Regions from separate parts of the Homo sapiens genome. Here region 1 is linked to region 2. A link is a contact called in ENCODE Hi-C or POLR2A ChIA-PET data. All regions are on one chromosome and are shown on one strand. Each heading gives the region's core, a stretch centred on a gene start or an enhancer-like site at or near the end of the contact. The rest is flanking DNA. Distances are from core to core; before and after follow the strand shown.

What was found. A loop is a pair of places that touch in the nucleus more often than their neighbours do. ChIA-PET counts read pairs that join two places held with the same protein, here RNA polymerase II (POLR2A). Pooled maps may share reads with other maps.
Region 1: a map with no recorded cell type shows a loop between it and region 2 (4-fold over the local background). The contact joins two enhancer-like sites. A Hi-C loop is called at or near these places in 4 of 37 single-sample maps with no recorded cell type and 3 of 50 pooled maps. POLR2A ChIA-PET finds 5 or more read pairs at or near these places in 1 of 52 experiments (OCI-LY7).

The regions. Positions count from the first base shown.
Region 1 is chr17:57,453,621-57,456,578 of GRCh38, reverse strand. The region is part of intron 6 of MSI2 (musashi RNA binding protein 2); the gene reads right to left. Among named protein-coding and RNA genes, the nearest start is that of MSI2-AS1, 150 kb to the left of the region's middle. RefSeq lists an enhancer at 1,025-1,144. Within about 2 kb of position 1,483, at least 11 of the 41 ENCODE cell types and tissues checked have a DNase peak (open chromatin) inside an H3K27ac peak, as active enhancers do.
Region 2 is chr17:57,897,568-57,900,579 of GRCh38, reverse strand. All of the region lies in intron 1 of CUEDC1 (CUE domain containing 1), which reads left to right. Among named protein-coding and RNA genes, the nearest start is that of CUEDC1-AS1, 13 kb to the left of the region's middle. RefSeq lists enhancers at 44-714, 715-1,386 and a silencer at 1,318-1,612. Within about 2 kb of position 1,275, at least 23 of the 41 ENCODE cell types and tissues checked have a DNase peak (open chromatin) inside an H3K27ac peak, as active enhancers do.

The sequences.
Region 1 (2,958 bases), core at 234-2,733, 440 kb after region 2:
CTGTCGCCCAGGCTGGAGTGCAGTGGTGCGATCTCAGCTCACTGCAACTTCTGCCTCCCAGGTTCAAGCAATTCTCTGCCTCCGCCTCCTGAGTAGCTGGGATTACAGGTGCCTGCCACCACGCCCCACTAATAGTAGAGACAGGGTTTCACCATCTTGGCCAGGCTGGTCTTGAACTCCTGATCTCGTGATCCACCCGCCTTGGCCTCCCAAAGTGCTGGGATTATAGGCGTGAGCCACTGCGCCCGGCCAAAGCTGTGATGTTCTTCGCTCCCTCATAGAGATGTTATGAGGCTAAGAGAAGGTACAGACATACAAGTGCCCTGGACTCATCCCTTCTTGTCTGTCTCCCCGTGTGCACCCCGAGTTCCCTGCCAAAGGCAGGAACTGCTCTTCAACATCTTTGCATCCACAGAGGAAAGTTCGGAAAGATCGTTTCTTGCTCCTGTTAAACCGTAGTGGTTGTTCGATGTTCTTGTTCTGCTGCCCGGAGGTCCCTCACCTTGGTAGCATCTCCTTTAGGTGAGAGTTTCAAGAGGGCTGTCTCTGCGGGGCGTCTGGTCTATCTTCACATGCAGTGACAAGGCCCGTAACACAAAGCTTCCTGGTGATGTTTCTACCACACTTCTTTCCCAATTCATCTCCAGAGCTTTGTCCAAAGAGTCTGTGCCTAACACCCACACGCGGGCACCAGCTGGGATGGGAACGTGTGTGTGCCTGTGCCTGTGTGCGTGCTGCGGAGGAGCAAAGCCAACGTTTTCCCAAGGTGACGCAGCAAATCAGCATGAGCAGGTTCCGCTGGGCACTCCACGCGGCCCTGCTTCTCTGAGCATGCAGACAGGAGGCCAACAATTCAAAACTACAGTTCCCCGGCTCTCCCCCACTGTCCCTCTGCTGCCCTCGCTCTCCTGCTGTCTCGGCCCCTGCTCCCCACATCTCTCAAGAACATCTCTGTTTGTTTTGGACTCGCTATACACAAAAACTTCTCCACTCAGGGGGCATGAGGAGAGAGAACTGCGCTTGTTTAAAGACGATCTCTTTTTAACGGCTGTAATCTTTAATTCATAACGGTCCTAGGAACCAGCGGTGGACAAGGGCTGAGAGCTGGCCCCCCTTTTTCAGGGTTTTAAAACACAAGCGGCTGCACAGGAAGTTGGTTTTCACAAAGGCAAAAGAGAGAAAAACATGCTAATTCACAAGCAATGGCTTCAAACCCCCCATTTCAAGTCTTATGATGGCTGCCAAGTGGTCCGACTGTGACCACAGCTCCCTGTGTGTGAGTTGGGGGGCAGGGGCTTCACTGCATTATTCAGAGGCTGACCACAAAACCATCTTTTGTGCAAAGTTACCACAGAGAGAGACCGTTTCATATACAAGCTGCAATAGACAGCTGGCTGTACTCTAAAAGAAAGGGAAGCTCTAATACAAGCCCCAGAGCCACATGAAGAGGCATGAGGAGGGAACTCGAAGTCACTGAGCATCTCCCACGCACCTGAATGAGAGCTAGGCGCTCTGTAAGAACTTCATAAGGTGGGTGGGAAAATCAGGCTCTCAGAGGTTACTGAACAGCCTCAAGGTCATGGCAGGAATAGGGTTCCAGCCAGGTCTTCCACGCCTGCGACAGGAGCAGCAGCAGGCAGGGCTGGTATGCAAAGATGAGGTGAAGCCCCAGATGGAATGATGCTAGCGGCACCCCTCTTCCCTAGCCAGAGGGGCTGCGCTGTTACCTCTACTGGCTTTAATCTAGTGAAGAGCTCAAGCGCCACATGGACTACTTGCCTATGAAGAACTCTAGTCCATGGCAAAGGACCAAAGCCACAGACCTGGGTCAAAGGAGATCTTGAAAACACATGCCATGGCACACGCCTGCAATCCCAGCACTTTGGGAGGCCGAGGTGGGTAGATCACCAGGTCAGGAGATCGAGACCATGCTGGCCAACATAGTGAAACCCATCTCTACTAAAAATACAAAAAATTTGCCAGGCGTGGTGGCGGGTGCCTGTAATCCCAGCTACTTAGGAGGCTGAGGCAGGAGAATCGCCTGGACCAGGGAGTTGGAGGTTGCAGTGAGCCAAGATCGTGCCACTGCACTCCAGCTTGGAGACAGAGCGAGAATCCATCTCAAAAAAAAAAAAAAAAAGAAAGAGAAAAAGAAAAAGAGAGAGAGAGGAAAGAAGGAAGGAAGGAGGACAGACATACCTTCAGCAGCTACAGGGAAGATGAGGCGGGCTGGAACCACTCACTACTGCCCTTCAGAACAGTATATGGAAGCACACGTTCATTGGACACCAGCACCATTGTGGTGACACCGGATGGTGGGCCTCTCACTATCCACAGTTCCTGGTGGTTTTGGGGGCTGCCAAAGGCACTATTAATCATCACTCCGCCCCGAGCTCCATCATTTCAATAACATACTGAGCCAATGTGCTCAAGATCTGCACAGAGCTCCTGGAGCGAGCCAGTCCTCTCCACTTAGCCCTTGGGTGCCTGTTTATTTCACTGAGCCTTCTGCCCTGTGAATGAGGGCTTCCTGCCAGGTATCAGCCTTGGCGGCCAACAGGTGGGTAATAGCACACAGGGTCATGCAGCCCTTTCTTCCCAGAGAGGTACTCATCCAACCAGTGGTTTTTGATGAGAAAGATAAAGGTATGAGCTCTGGGGTCAGGCAGTTTGGATCCTGGCTCTGCCAATTCCTGGCTTTTTGATCTCAAACAAGTTACTATAGCCCAATCCCTCACCTGTAGAGTGGGAATGATGACAGTACCTATCCTGAGGATGGTGTTGAGAATTAACCCATTTATGCCGGAGGTTGCAAATTTTTGTGAAAAATCAGACCTTGGTGATGACCTTGAGCAGTAGGATATAAATAACTCCCCACAAGCTTGGCGTTCCGATAATGGAACACTAGGCATAGATAGGTTAAATGAAGTAATAGAAAAGCGTGCCCGGCACAAGGTA
Region 2 (3,012 bases), core at 26-2,525:
AGAAGTACTTTGCCTAGCACTTGGTAAATGGCAGCTTCTCTGATGATGCATAATTGCTGGGGGTGGATGAGGGCAGGTTTCTGTTTAATGCCTTTACATAATGGACTTCTGCTGAGGGTTTCATTTGAAGAAAGGGGTTCTGGTTCTGTAGCTAAAGAAAGTGTACAGACCCTTCCATCCCTGGGGGACTAGGATGCAGCAGGCTGTTTCTGCAGAGGGCTCATCCTGGTTTGTGCCTAGAACAGTGGTGCCTTTCTCTGGTCCTGACCGGCTCCCCCAGCCCCCACCTATATCCCTGGAAGATTTCAATGATCAGACCAAACAGGGACTGTTTCTCTCCATTTTCTAGAAGTAGAGATTGAGGCCCTCGGGAGGCGAAAGGAAGCTGGTTATGGGACCCCTAAAAGCTCTTGCCCCCTTCCCCTGATTGTTAGATTTGGGGCTGAGGCTACCAGCCCCAGCTGGCCTGAGGTCCTTCCCTGCACTGCCTTCTAGGAGCTGGGCCTGCAGGGAACCAGGAAGCTGGTGTCTTGGCCAGGGTGTGCCACTTCCTGGTTCTGGCCAGTTTTGCTGCAAGTCAGGTCAGCCTGACCTTACCAATGCTGTAAAACCCATTCTGGGTGCAGATGGGGGAAGAGAGGGATCCCAGGGCCTCATCTGGCCCTGCTATCAGCCTAATGAAGGGGGTGGCTTGGAGGGTGGGCTGTGGGAGGGCTGAGGGTGCTGTCAGTGCGCACTAGCGAGTGTGTATAGAAGAGTGACTGTAATTTTAAAAACATAGCTTCAGAGTTGGGCGAAGAGGGGAGTAGTACATTGAGTGCCTGGGCTGTGTGGGACGGTTCAAAAAAAATCCTAAAGTGTTGTCTGTGTCCTATGGCTGCGAGGGCCTGGGAGGAGCATGTGGCACTGTGCAAGTGAATGGGGTTGAGTGAGCTGGTGTGTGTGGCAGTGAGTGGGAGCCTGTTAGCACATGCAGGCATGTGAGCTGTGTGCTGGCATGTGCTGCTGTATGTGCCCATACAAGGAGAGAGCACTGGCCAGGAGTCTCACGATCTGGGTTCGAATCCCAGTGCTGCAGCCACTGGGCTCTCTGACCTCTGGCAACATGCACCATGTGGAAGTGAAAACATGAGGTTTCTCCTGCCTCCCTAACCGTGGCAGCTCCAGAGTATACGTGTGGGCACGTGGGTATGTGGATGGGCAGGAGAGGGGACCTGGGCAGCTGGGCTCTGGGCGCCCCTGACTGTGCAAGGGGATCGCTGCTGCTACACAGGCGGAGCAGGGGCTGAGGCCGGGTGGAGGGAGCAGTCTGTGGTTGGGGGGGTGCAGCTGGCCCAGCAGTGAGTGGCTCTAAATTATCCCATCTGCTGTCTGGGCTGGGCCCTTCTCACTCTGGGTGGAATTTCTGATGGTGTCCCGGCTGCCTGAGGCGGGCGGCCTCCCAGCCGCAGCTGCTGCCTGCTCTTTTGAAGCTCAGCCCTGGGCCAGCCACCCCTCCCTCCCAGCCTCTGTTCCTCTGTCCTGGGCCTACATTCCTCAGCTGCCAGAGAAGGCATTTCTGAGAGGGCCACTCTGCCTGTGCTCCTGCTGCCCAGAGCCCATGGAGCCCCTCCCTTGGGGGACAGGCCCCTTCAAGCCACCTCCTTCCCCTGGTTAGGAGTGGGCACCCTGCATTATTCCAATCACTTCTCCTACCCTTGGAAGCTTAGCTGGAGGGCAGGGTATGGGCAGGAATGGGCACAGGGCTGCTGGCCCAGCTCCCTGCTCCTCCCTTGGGGTCCCTGAGCCCTCTCAGCCTGAGGTCCTGGAGGTCCCTGAGTGGGGAGGCCTTTGTGCTCCACATTCACTCCCTTCAGGGCTGGATTCCCAGGCCAGACGCCTGGGCCAGACTCTAGAATCAGCCCCTTGGAACTATGTGGCCTTGGGGTGTGAATGGCCCGTGCTCATAGAGTCTTACTAACAGCTGCCTCTGACTGACAGCTTCCCTTGTGGGGTGCTGTGCATGCCCACCACAGTCAATCCCCTGCAGGAGCGCCATCTGAGAAGGTATATGTATCCCCATATTACAGATTGCTCAGAGCAATCCTGCTTGCCCCATAAGCTGCAGGATCAGGAGGTAAGCAGAGGACTGCCCAACTCCTGACCACTCAGGCTAAAGCCCCACTCCTGACCACTCGCTCCATGGCTTCCTACCCCAGACATAGCACCAGTAAACAACTTGTGGTCTCCCCTCCACCGGCAGCTTCCTGGCCAGACCCCCAGCCCTGTTGTGCCCCAACAGGCCCTCCACACTGTGGTTCTACCTCTGAAACAGCTATGCTATGAGCCAGCACTTTGTCCACTCGGCCCTCATTCCTTCCCTGCATCCCCAGCAGGAGGCAGGTGAGTCCCTGACCAAGGTTGGAGGGTGCACCATGGGGTGCAGTGACTGAAGAAAGCCTGCCTAAATGATCAGAGCAGGAAGGATTGGGTTGGGATTCTTAGGATTGAAAAGGTTTTAAAGCCCTGGAGGCTCTGGGGTTTGCTTTCTTAAGATTTTTTCTACCACAATTCAGTTTTTATTTTTTTAGACCTAGTCTCGCACTGTCGCCCAGGCTGGAGTGCAGTGGTGCAATCTCGGCTCATTGCAACCTCTGCATCCTGGTTTCAAGCGATTCTCCTGCTCCAGCCTCCTGAGTCGCTGAGATTACAGGCACCTGCCACCACGCCCAGCTAAGTTTTGTATTTTTAGTAGAGTCGGGGTTTCACCATGTTGGCCAGGCTGGTCTCAAACTCCTGACCTCGTGATTCACCCGCCTCAGCCTCCCAAAGTGCTGGGATTACAGGCGTGAGCTACCGCGCCTGGCCATAATTCAGGTTTTGTAAAATTTTGTTTTAATTAGAGAGTAAAGACATTCTAGAAAAACTTTTTTTTTTTTTTTTTTTCATTGAGACCAGGCTGGAGTGCAGTGGCACGGTCTTGGCTCACTGCAAGCTCCGCCTCCTGGGTTCACACCATTCTCCTGCCTCAGC